2 separate regions of the Homo sapiens genome follow, and region 2 is linked to region 1. A link is an interaction called in ENCODE POLR2A ChIA-PET data of the cell type or tissue named here. Cell type or tissue: Panc1. All regions are shown on one strand. Links, peaks and the distances in the headings refer to the core of each region. The heading gives the core; the rest is flanking DNA.

Region 1 (6,299 bases), core at 606-5,605:
TTTAATTTCATTCATTTTGTCCTCCATTCACTTTTTAAAAATTTTACATTTTTATACTTTTTTCTATTTAAAAAATACTGTAGATATTATTATTTATTTCACTCTACCTTAAATTATAATTTCATTGCTTGAAAATAGAATGACTTTAAAACTGTTTAATGTCATTAACCCTTTGTTGTTGTTTTTTCTATTTTTGTCATCTTATATATTCAGTCCTATATGAAATTGTCATTGTTGCTGTTGTGTTAAATAGCAAATCATTATTTTTTAAGACAGTAATAATTTACCCTTCCTGGTACTATTTATTTCTCCTTGAATTTCTGTGTTTCCTTCTAGAATTATTGTTTTCTAAAGGGAATTGTAAATTTCTTAAAATATTATTTTCCCATTTTTAGTGACAGAAAACTGCCAATGAATTTTCTCAGCTTTTCTATATAAATTTACAATTTTGCCTTTATTTGCAGAAGGTATTTCCAATCAGAATAGAATTTTAGTTTGAAGGATTTTCTCCATTTCAATAATTATTAATATAATTTGCTGTTTACCATTTTGTTCATTGAAAAATCAACTGTAGAATTCCTTTACTGTACAATAGTTTACTGTAGTTTATTGGACCTTTCTTCTATTAAGATATTCTTTGTTATATTTTGTTTTCAAAAATTTAACCTACAATGCACCTAGGTATTTACTTTTTAAAAATCTGACTAATGGTTGTAAAGATTTTTTAAGCTATCTTTTATTAGTTTTGAGAAACTCTTGGTTAGAATTTTTTCAAGTATTTCTTCGACCTCATTTTCTCACTTCTTTTCTATTAGTTCTACAAAGTATGTCAGCTAGGTCTTTCAGTTATATAACATTCATCTATTACTGTCTTTGCTGTATAATAATTATTATTCTACAGTCTTCTACAGTCTTCTTTAACCTGGATATTTTATATTAACCTATATTCTAGTACACCAATCCTTTCTTCTGCTGTTTGTTCAGCAATTAAACCCATCTATTAAATATATTAAGTACACACTTCAGCATTGACATTTTTGTTCTAAAATTTTTATTTGGTTTAGTAGATAAAGATTATTGGTATCTGTTGAAATTCCCCACCCTTTTCTTTATTTAAACATATTAACCATAAACATATTAACCATACTTATTTCAAAACTTTTTGTAGAATTCTAATATCATAATCATGCCTGGGTCATTTTTTACATTTTTTCCTTCTTAGTTTTAGCCAATGCTCATTTTTAATCATGACTTTGAATTACTGATTGAACATTACATAAAGGAGTTGCAGAGGTTCATGATTGTGCAATCTTTCAAAGAGGGGCAAGTTATTTCTTGCAGACATATACAGTGTGGATTACTTAAATCAGTTGGATTCTGTTAGCACTAGCTTATTTTATTGCTCTCCTTACTTCCGGGAAGTAGCTCTTATTCCTGGAATCCGGATCTTTCTTTACTTACTCTCCACTGGTCTCAAGTGTTTACCAATTTCTGACTCTCCAGTAACTCATGGCTGCTGAAATCTCTGCCTAGCGCCTTTGCCTTCCAGATGCACTTTCTGTTGGTTTCTCAGAGCCTCTACAAGTGTCAAAGTAGTGGATGTGTCTACAATTACCACAAGAAAAATTGCATTTGTTTTTTTCCTCACTTACCTGAGGTTTCTTCTTCTCTGTGCTTTTGTCCTCAATTTCTCAGCCCCTGTGCCAGCTCTGAACTCCAACCTGTCTCCAAAAGCTACACAATTTTTGCTTGGACTCTTTCAACCAGCACTACATATTTTTAAATACCCTCAGTATATGTGCATATAAAATTTGTTTTGTTATGGTTTCTTTCTCTCAAGAATCATACTCCATCCTGAGTTCCCTACATTAATTGCCTTCAATGCCTTAAAACAGTCATTTTCTATATACTATGCATCTTTTAGAGTTGTTTTATATGACAGAGTTAGATATACCCCTCCATCATATCCAGATTTGAAAGATCATTCCACTTAAGTTTAAATAGAAAGATTATGGAAGATAATTAGATGTATTCTCTATCAATTTGTATTCTATGTGGCTAAATTGAAAGGATGAACTCTAAAATAAAGATGAAATTATTAAATTAACTTTAAATGAGTAATATTATTATTTTATTTTCATTTAGCCTTCATAGAAACACAATATTTTTATCTTACATCATGATATTTAGTTTATAAAGATAATTGAAAATTATTATGTATTTATTATAATAAGACACATACACCTGTAGATCATATTCTTTCTAACAAAGTAACAGCTATAAATAAATAATAGTATTACATTCTTCTGATTTTAGAATTGAATATTTTGAAATTATATGGAGCTCTCTGTTTAGAAACGTACTAGTCATGACATTTCAATTGTATTACGGTTTGTTTTTAATCTATGTGGTTGTGTACTATAATAAAGTTACAGAATAATTCCTTTTCCTTTACATAATATTTTGTTTAGGTAGGTATGTTTATGGTAATAAGCATATATTTCTTGGAAATAATTTGATTCTTATAGTTAGGCATTACAAATCAATTTGCACACCTTCAAAGAATACTTAAAAAGTGGACTGAATTTCAATTAAAATTTCTAATAGTCTTTCTTCAAGCATTTATGTGTTATTTATGATTAAGAGTGAGAGAAAACAAAGAAAGTGTTCCACTATAATACTTGAGAGAAAAAAAAAACTTTCTATAGAATAATCAGCTTTCCTATAGTGCATGTTGACACATAGAAACAGAATGTATTGGGTTAAACGATTTTAAAGATATTTCTTAGAACAGTAAAGATTCTGATAGAGGAAAATTGCCCTTTTTATTTATGGCATTCAAATGGCAGTAGTACTTAAATTTACTTTATTTATGTTTTAAAAAACATTGCACGTAGAGCCAACCACAATGCTTAATAATCAATATTCAGCTTAAGTCTCTTAAATGCAGGAAAATCTCAGAATACTTTGTGTGTGTGTGTGTGTGTGTGTGTGTGTGTGTGTGTGTGTGTGTGTTTTAATTTGAAATTAGCATTCTCAGCATAAACTGTATTTGCATAAACATTTAAAGTGGAGATTATAAAAACTGTCTGGTTAATTTTATCAGGAAAGACAGGCAAACTCTGTAAGTCAGACATCATAGTTTCTAACCTCTCACATGTCAGTCAGTTTTCCCTGAGAAGCATCTCACTTTCTCAAGTAAATACTATAAAATAGTAAATAGTTCTAACAAATGTAATGATTAAATTTATTACAGCTTTTGTAAGATAGGGCCTTGGGGTAATCATAGGGAATGACTTATTCAAGTAAATGACAAAATTACTGTAGTAAAGACACAAGGTCTTTTAAAAAGCAACTAGAATCAGTGCTGTCCTGGAGGAAAAGAAAGTATATTAAAAGGGACAAGCCTCAGTGAGACAAATGCCCTTTTATTATTCCCACCATGTCTTCCTTCCTTAAGTGTATTTTCCATAATCAGTAGTATATTATGATGCAGTCTAAGAAATTATGTGAAAAGATCACATGTGGCATACAAAACTATGGTGCATCCAGATACAAAGCTGTTACACAGTGAGATCTGTATTCCTAAGCTGTGAAAAATTATGTAGTCTTAAAACCAGAATAAATTATTCTAGTACTACTTGAAGAAATTAAAAAGTAAAAAAAATTCTAATGAGTTAGAACATAATTTATATATATTTTATTTATGTATTTATAATTTATATATTTATATATATTTTATTGATACTATAAACAATTTGGTGCCTAAAATTGAAAAATGCACATTGCCCTACCTCATATCTCAGAAAATCTAAGCCTCACACACTGAAAATCCAAGCAAAACTAGCATTTTGAAGATAATTATATATTTTGGTAGTAATATCACTTTTTGTGATTTTGGTCAGATTTTCATCATAAATTCCCAGCATTTGTTGTGTCTCTTCTTCATTTTTCTATTCTGAAAAACAGCTCAATTACTAGTTGTTCTCATTTTGATTTTATTTTTTGTAGTTAAAAAATATATACAATAATATTTATCCTTTTAACAACTCTAATGTGTGCATTTAAATAACACTACGTATATTCATATTGTTGTGCAACCAATGGTACTATTGAAATACAGAAGTCTTTTCGTCTTGCAAAAGTAAAACTTTGTACCCATTGTTTAATGGGTACTTTCCCATTTTCCCTCTCCTGAGTCTCTGGTTATTCAACTTTCTATCTCTATGAATTTTACTGTTCTAGGTACTTTATATAAGTGGAATCATGCAATATTTGTCTTTCTGTGCCTGGCTAACTTTGGTAAACATAATGTTTCAAGGTTCATCCAGGCTGTAAGATGTATCAAATTTTAACTTATTTTGTAATGATAATTAATATTTTATTTAATGTGTATACTGCATTTTATCAGTTCCTCTGTTGCTGCATGTTTGGAGTGATTCTACCTTTTGGCTATCATGAGTAAGGTGGCTGTGAATATGGGTGTAACACCCCACTTTCAGTGCTTTTAAGTATATATCCAGAAGCGGAATTGCTAGATCATATGGTAATTTTATGTTTATTTATTTATTTTTTTTTTTGAGATGGAGTTTCGCTCTTCTTCACCAGGCTGGAGTGCAATGGTGCGATCTTGGCTCACTGCACCCTCCGCCTCCTGGATTCAAGGGATTCTTCTGCCTCAGCCTCCTGATTAGCTGGGATTACAGGTGCCCTCCACCATGCCCAGCTAATTTTTTGTACTTTTAGTAGAGATAGGGTTTTATCATGTTGGCCAGGCTGATCTTGAACTCCTGACTGCAGGTGATCCACCTGCCTTGGCCACCCAAAATGCTAGGATTACAGGCATGAGCCACCACGCCCTGCCATGTTTAATTTTTTTAGAGGCCTCCATACTGTTCTCCACAATGGCTATACCATTTCACTGCTCCACTAACAGGGCACAAGAGTTCTAATTTCTCCACATCCTCACCAACACTAGTCATTGTCTTCTTTTTTTTTAATTTTAATTTTTTATCTTTTTTGGAGAGATGTCTATTCCAGTTCTTTGCCTATTTAAAAGATTGGATTGTGTGTGTGTGTGTGTGTTTTGCAGTGTTAACTTATAATAGTTTGCATTTATTTATGTCTTTAATTTATTTCCACAATATTTTGTCATTGTCAGTGCACACATTTTTTGTTAGATTTATTCCTAAATATTTTATCATTTTTATGGTATTAAGAACGGAATTGCTTTATTTTCTTTTGCAATTATTCATTATCTTGTAACTTTGCTGAATTACTTTATTAGTTCTAAAAGTTTGTGTGTGTTTGTATGTGGGGGTGTGTCTGTATTTGTGTACTCCCTATGGCTTTCTATGTATAAGATCATGTCATCTGTGAACAGAGATAATTGTATTACTTCCTTCCCAATTTGGATGCTTTTAATTTCTTTTTCTTGCCTTATTACTCTGGCTAGGATTTCCAGTATTATGTTGAATAAAAGTTCAAAAGTAGGCATCCTCTTTTGTTCCTGGTCTTACAGTAAATGCATTTAGTCTTTCACCATTTTAGTGATATTAGTTGTGGGGTTTTAACATATGGCTTCTATTATGTTGAGGAAGTTTCTTTTATTTATAGTTCTATTTTATGTTTTTTTAAATCATAAAATGGAATTGAATTTTGTCAATTGCTTTTTCTGTAGAATTGACATGACCTTGTGATTTTTTTCTTTATTCTGTTAATGGAAATGAAAATTAATTGATTTTCATATGTTGAACTAAGCTTGTATTCCAGGAAAAAAAATCCCAATTGCTCATGGTGTACATTCCTTTGATATTATGCTGAAATCAGTTTACTAGTATTTTGTTAATAATTTTTGTATTAATATTCATAAGGAATATTGGTTTTTAATTTTCTATTATTTTAGTGTCTGTCTATTTTTGGTTTCAGGAGAATGCTGGTCTTATAAAATAAATTAGGTAATTTCCCTCTTTTTTTACTTTTTGCAAGATTTTGAGAATTTGTGTTAATTCTCCTTTAAATGGTTAGTAGAATTAAACCAGTACAGCCATCTGTTGCAGGGCTTTTCTTTCTTGGGAAGTTTTTGATGGCTTATTGACTCTCCTTATCAGTAGTATGTCTATTCAGAATTTTCATTTCTTCCTAATTTTGTCATGGTAAGTCATATTTAAAAGAATATATTCATTATTTATACATTCTCCAGTTAGTTGGTATTTGTTTGCAGGACTTCCTTGTAAAATCCTTTTATTTCTGTAAAATCAGGGTAGTGTTTCTACTTTATTTCTGATTGTAATTATTTG
Region 2 (6,299 bases), core at 854-5,853, 1.1 Mb after region 1:
TTTGATCACAGCTTACTGCAGCCTGGATCTCCATGGGCTCAGGTGATCCTCCCACCTCAGCCTCTTGAGTAGCTTGGACTACAGGCTCATGCAACCACACCCGGCTAATTTTTTGTATTTTTGGAGAAACAGAGATTTTGCCATTGTTGCTCAGGCTGATCTTGAACTCCTGGGCTCAAGAGATTCACCTGCCTTGGCCTCTCAAAGTGCTGGAATTAGAGGCATGAGCCACTGGTCTGGCCCCCCTCGAGGAGGTTTTTATTGGATCCATGAAAGTCAACCTCAATCCCTCAAGTAGTCATATTTGAAAATATGACACTCCAATTAAAGCATTGGTTAAAAAACCCTCAGTATCTCCAATTACAATTGACCTTTGAATAACATGGTTTGAACTAAGTAGGTCCAGCTATTCGTGGATTTTTTTTCAATAAATATATCAAAAATTTTTTGGAGCATTGCAATAATTTGAAAAAAAAAACCCTTAGATGAACCATGTAACCTAAAAATATTGAAAATAATAAAAAGGTATGTCATGAATGCATAAAATATATGTAAGTACTAGTTCATTTTATAATTTACTACAATAAGGTGTACACTAGTTTATTATAAAAAGCTAAAATTTGTCAAAAATTATGCACATAAGCACAGACCATCCACAATGCCATTCACAGTTGAGATAAATGTAAGCAAATGTAAAGATGTGTATTAAATTATAACTGCATAAAATTTACTCCAGTACATATGGTACTATTGTAATAATTTTGTAGCCACCTACTGTTGCTATTGGAGAGAGCTCATGTTTTGGAAGTATCTGCTTAAAACACTTGTGATGCTAATCCTCTCTGTGTGAACACCTCATCTCTCCAATAAATGGATGCCAAAGTAACACAAAAACATAGAAATTTGCCACAAGCTTTTGTAAAGAGACCAATTTTAGTTATATAGATAGCTGCCAGTCTATTCTGTTTTTCAACTGGGCCTCTTAGGTCTAGGAAGAGCCTACTAATGAATAGGACTGACAATGCATTGAAGTTTCCAAGGCCAAATATGTGAAAACATGTACAGCTGGAAGGCAGAGAAACTACATCCACAAAAATCCAGGATCTCATTTTTACACTGAACCCAAAGTGCACCTCACTGTAAGGACATTCCTTCGAGGTTGGTAGGTGCCCCTGGCTTTGCAAAACTTATAACAGTGAGAAAATTAGGACAGTGACAGAAATCTGACTTAACTGACATCTTGCTTCTAACCTCCAAGCTGCCCTTTTTCATTCCTAGGCATAGGCTGAACTAACTTTGGAAGGAACTTAGGTTATAATTTTACTTTAAAACAAAGATAACAGCTCTTTCCGAAACAAACCCCATCTAACCTGAGGACCAGACTCCCTTTGTAAGACTAACACACTAGCCACGAGATTAGAAATTATGGTCTAGGACAGTGGTCCCCAATATTTTTGGCACCAGGGACCAGTTTTGTGAAAGACAATTTTTACACGGCTTGGGGGTCGGGGAAGATGGCTTCAGGATGAAACTGTTCCACTTCAAATCATCAGGTATTGGTTAGATTTTCATAAGGAGCCCACAACCTAGATCCCTCTCATGTGCAGTTCACAATAGGGTTCATTCTCCTTTGAGAATCTAATGCCAAGGCTGATCTGACAGGAATACAGGAGCTCAGGTGGTAATGCTCACTTGCCCACCACTCACCTCCTGCTGTGCAGCCTGGTTTCTACTTTTTGTATTTCTTTTTTTTCTTTTTTTGAGACAGAGTCTTGCTCTGTCACCCAGGTTGGAGTGCAATGGTGCGATCTCGGCTCACTGCAACCTCTGCCTCCCGGGTTCAAGCGATTCTCCTGCCTCAGCCTCATGAGTAGCTGGGATTACAGATTACAGGCATGTGCCACTACACCCAGCTAATGTATTTTTGGTAGAGACGCGGTTTCACCATGTTGGTCAGGCTGGTCTCGAATTCCTGACCTCATGATCCGTCCACCTTGGCCTCCAAACGTGCTGGGATTACAGGTGTGAGCCACCGTGACTGGCTTCTAATTTTTGTATTTCTAACAGGCCACAGGCTAGTACCGGTCGGCAGCACAGAAGTTGAGGTCCCCTAGTCTAGAAGTTATGCAGCCAGAGGCAGCAAGATTCCAAAGCTCCCCAATAGCTCCCAAAGATAACATCACTATTGTAAAACCTAAGATTAGTGTTCGTGATATTTTTCAGACCCTGCATTTTGAAGCACCAGCTAGTGCCACCTAGACCAGTAAACTGGCTATCTGGTCTTGTGGTGCCTATTCAGGACCAACTCAGTGAAGGCGGACAGCTTTGACTCCCTGTGACTTGATCCCCGACCTGACCAATCAGCACTCCCCACTCCCTCGCCCCCCGAGCCACCAAATTATCCTTTAAAAACCCCAGTCTTCAAACTTCCCAGGAGACTGAATTGAGTAATAAAGCTCTGGTTTCCCCTTCAGCCAGCTCTGTGTGAATTAAACTCTCTATTGCAATTCTTCTGTCTTGATAAATTGGCTCTATCTCAGCAGCAGGCAAAATAAACCCATTTGGCAGCTACAACCCAATGCCAATCAGTCGACTCTGTGATCAGCTCTCCCCCCAGAAGAGTCTATTCCTCCATGCCAAGTGTTCCCACAGCCTCTAAGTATCCAAACCACACTTTTCTTACGTAAATGCACAAAGAAACCAGTAGCCTCCTTCAAGTAATAACCATGCACTGCAACTTCTGCCAGCCACCTTTAAAACTTCATTCCTTTCCAGTGACTCACCAGTCCTTGTACACTCAAATGTCAAGCACTTCCTCACAGTACAAAGTAACTCCCCGTATTCCTCAAAATCCAAATAAATCAGGAAACTCAGTGCAAAAACAAACAACAACAAACAATGGAGCTTGAGACTTGAGAGGAATCTGCTCATGACTCTTGGGGAGCTATGAGAAAGACAGGGAGATCCCCAAAATGGTGACTGTGGTGCCTTTTTTTTTTTTTTGGTTCCTAAAGGGGTCTCAGAGTCACTAGAAGTCTCCTCTAGATCTCGCCGTAAGAAATTGAAGCTGATGAAAAGGAAGGAGAAATAAGTGAAAGGAAGTAGAGGAAAGAACCTTAGAGGAGCCAATTTTTCGAAGATTTTAAGCTTTCTAAAAGGCCAATAAAACTTCACATTTTTCTCAGCAAAAATCATGCCAATAAGAAAGCAAGGTAACAGAAGGACTGAACTATATAATTAAAAGAGGTTTCTGTGAACTGATAAAAACTCCCAGAAACAGAACCCAAAAGAGAAAAAGTAGAAAGACCTTAAAAAAATAGCCTGAATATCAACTTTTAATTAAGCTAACTTCTGACCCCAGAGCTCTTAAAAATTTTTTTTATCAAGCCTTATCCAGGCAAAAAGCAAACATTCTTGTTCTTGTCTTTTCCTTGTAGAAATTTGTACCAAGAAGAAGTTGCATTGGGGCGAGGGTCATTGGAGGGTTGTGGGTGGATATTTGTTTAACAGAGGTTTAGGTTAATTAATTACTATTTTAATTTTTCTTTCTCTTTTTTATTGTTTAATGAGCAGACAGTCTTGTTTTCAATGTCTCAATTTCTTACAATATCTGCAAGCATCCTGAGATAGATAGATGGGCTTTAAACTGTTCTTAGAGGCACATTGCTGTTTTCACAGTGCCTCTATAGCTTTGTCAATCAAGGAAAATGATGAAAGCAAGTCTCAGTCATTTTAGGAGATGTATTTGCCATAGCTAAAAACACACCCAGGAGACAGGTCTCTGTCTTTCTCCAAAGATGATTTTGAGGGCTTCAATATTTAAAGGGGAAAGGGCAGGATATTGAGAACTACACAATTTTCATGTGAGAAGGGAGTCAGGGAAAATAGTCATTCATGTCTTTGTCTGGATGAGTGAATCTACATTTTTATATAAGATAACATAGACAATAGTGAGAGGCAACAACGTGCTAGCAGCCCTCACTCACTCTTGGTGCCTCCTCAGCCTCGGCGTGCTTGAGGAGCCCTTCAGCCTGCCACTGCACTGTGGGAGCCCCTCTCTGGGCTGGCCAAGGCTGGGGCCAGCTCCCTCTACTTGCGGGGAGGTGTGGAGGGCAAGGTGCGGGTGGGAACTGGGGCTGCACGTGGAGCTCATCGGACAGCACGAGTTCCGGGTGGGCACAGGCTTGGTAGGCCCTGCTTTTGAAGTGGACGGCCAGCCGGCGCTGTCGGCCCCCGGCAGTGAGGGGCTTAGCACCTGGGCCATCAGCTGTGGAGGATGCGCCAGGTCCCCCAGCACTACTGGCCCACCCGTGCCACACTTGAATTCTTGCCGCGCCTCAGCCACCTCCCCACAGGGCAGGGCTCGGGACCCTCAGCCTGCCATGCCCAAGCCCCCCTACTGGTGGGCTCCCCAGTGGCCTAAGCCTCCCCAACGGGCTCAGCCCCCTGCTCCGCAGCACCCAGTCCCATCAACAGCCCAAGGGCTAAGGAGTGCAGGTGGGTGGCACGGGACTGGTGGGCAGCTCTGCCCATGGCCCTGGCACAGGATCCACTAGGCAAAGCCAGCTGGGCTCCTGAGTCAAGTGGGGACTTGGGGAACTTTTATGTCTAGCAAAAGGATTGTAAATGCACCAATCAGCACTCTGTGTCTAGCTCAAGGTTTGTAAATGCATCAATCAGTGCTCTGTGTCTAGCTAATGTAGTGGGGACTTGGAAACTTTTATGTCTAGCTAAAGGATTGTAAATCCACCAATCAGCACTCTGTGTCTAGGTCAAGGTTTGTAAACGCACCAATCAGCCCTCTGTAAAACGGGCCAATCAGCTTTCTGTAAAATGGGCTAATCAGCAGGATGTGGGTGGAGTCAAATAAGGGAATAAAAGCAGGCTGCCCCAGCCAGCAGCGGCAACCAGCTTGGGTCCCCTTCTGCACTGTGGAAGCTTTGTTTTTTAATTCTTTGCAATAAATCTCGCTGCTGCTCACTCTTTGTGTCCATGCTGCCTTTGTGATCTGTAACACCACGAAGGTCTGCAGCTTCACTCCTGCAGCCAGCAAGACCACAAACCCACCAGGAGGAATGAACAACTCCAGGCATGCCACCATTATGAACTGTAACACTCACTGCAAAGGTCTGCAGCTTCACTCCTGAAGTCAGCAAGACCACGAACCCACCAGAAGGAAGAAACTCTGGACACATCCGAACATCAGAAGGAACAAACTCCGGACACACCATCTTTAAGAACTGTAACACTCACTGCGAGGGTCTGCGGCTTCATTGTTGAAGTCAGCGAGACCAAGAACCCACCAATTCCAGACACAATAGTACAGAGGAAACAATCAGATATGCATTGATCTCAGGTGGGCAGAGGGATGACTTTGAGTTCTGTTTTATGTCCCTGCACCTGAGAATATAATCTATCAATTTACATTGCTATGGTGAACTTTAACAGAAATGCTATAGTGTAAAGATCTTGGGATCCACAAGGAAATTCCTTGTGGGCAAAATGTGAAGCAGGCATGTAGCTTTACATCATCTTAGCCATCTTATTTAAAAACCAAAATGGGAGACAGGTTTTCATGACCCAGTTACCAGCTTGACTTATTCCTTTAGCTTAGTGAGTTTGGGGTCCAGATATTTATTTTCCTTTCATAGCTTAAAGAAAGGAAAAATTTGTTAGCCACAAATGGGGAAGGATTTACATTTGTGTCCTGCAATATTCTCTAGGCTGTCAGCTTCTCAGCTAAAGATCTATGCACAAAGGCCGACCTTCCTGTGTGTCCCATAGATGGAAAATTAAAATAGACAAAAAAGAGAGCGAGAGAGAGAGGAAGGAAGGGAGAGAGAGAGAGAGATGAAAGAAAAAAAGAAAGAAAGAAAGAAAGAAAAGAAAAAAGAAAACTCAAAGCTGTTCATGAAGGGGAAAATGATAAATAACAAATGGGTCCCTGATTCACAAGAATATAGATTCATAACAAATGATTTAAACTAATTCATATAAATGTCTGTTCTTTCTTTAGGTTTGAAGAATTTACATTTTTAAGAAACTTATGACTAGGAATTAAACCCAGGCTGAAGTGTTGACAGAACCAAATCATAACCACTAGACTACAGGGTGAAATATAGCTTTTGTAAATATTACAGGAAATCCAAAACAGGCATTTGGGAATTTACAAAGTTTAAATTTTTTCTTAGGTCACTGATATAGTTTGGCTCTGTGTCCCCACCTAAAGCTCATGTTGAATTGTAATCCCCAATGTAGAGGAAGGGACCTAGTGGGAAGTGATTGTATCATGGGATAGA

Evidence for each region. ChIA-PET counts read pairs that join two places held together with the same protein. Peaks named below come from ENCODE experiments on the same cell type or tissue, not always from the same donor. Only the 100,000 strongest peaks of a DNase experiment are listed, where the experiment ranks them.
Region 2: POLR2A ChIA-PET joins it to region 1 with 11 read pairs; 1 of 35 experiments calls an interaction of 5 or more read pairs at or near these places.

Annotation. Positions count from the first base shown.
Region 1 is chr5:19,601,247-19,607,545 of GRCh38, reverse strand. All of the region lies in intron 6 of CDH18 (cadherin 18), which reads left to right. Among named protein-coding and RNA genes, the nearest start is that of CDH18, 380 kb to the left of the region's middle. In Panc1, for the core only: no CTCF peak of the experiment used is centred there; no DNase peak of the experiment used is centred there; H3K27ac peaks cover 1,324 bases.
Region 2 is chr5:18,549,891-18,556,189 of GRCh38, reverse strand. No RefSeq gene overlaps it. Among named protein-coding and RNA genes, the nearest start is that of LINC02100, 190 kb to the left of the region's middle. In Panc1, for the core only: no CTCF peak of the experiment used is centred there; a DNase peak (open chromatin) is centred at 2,769.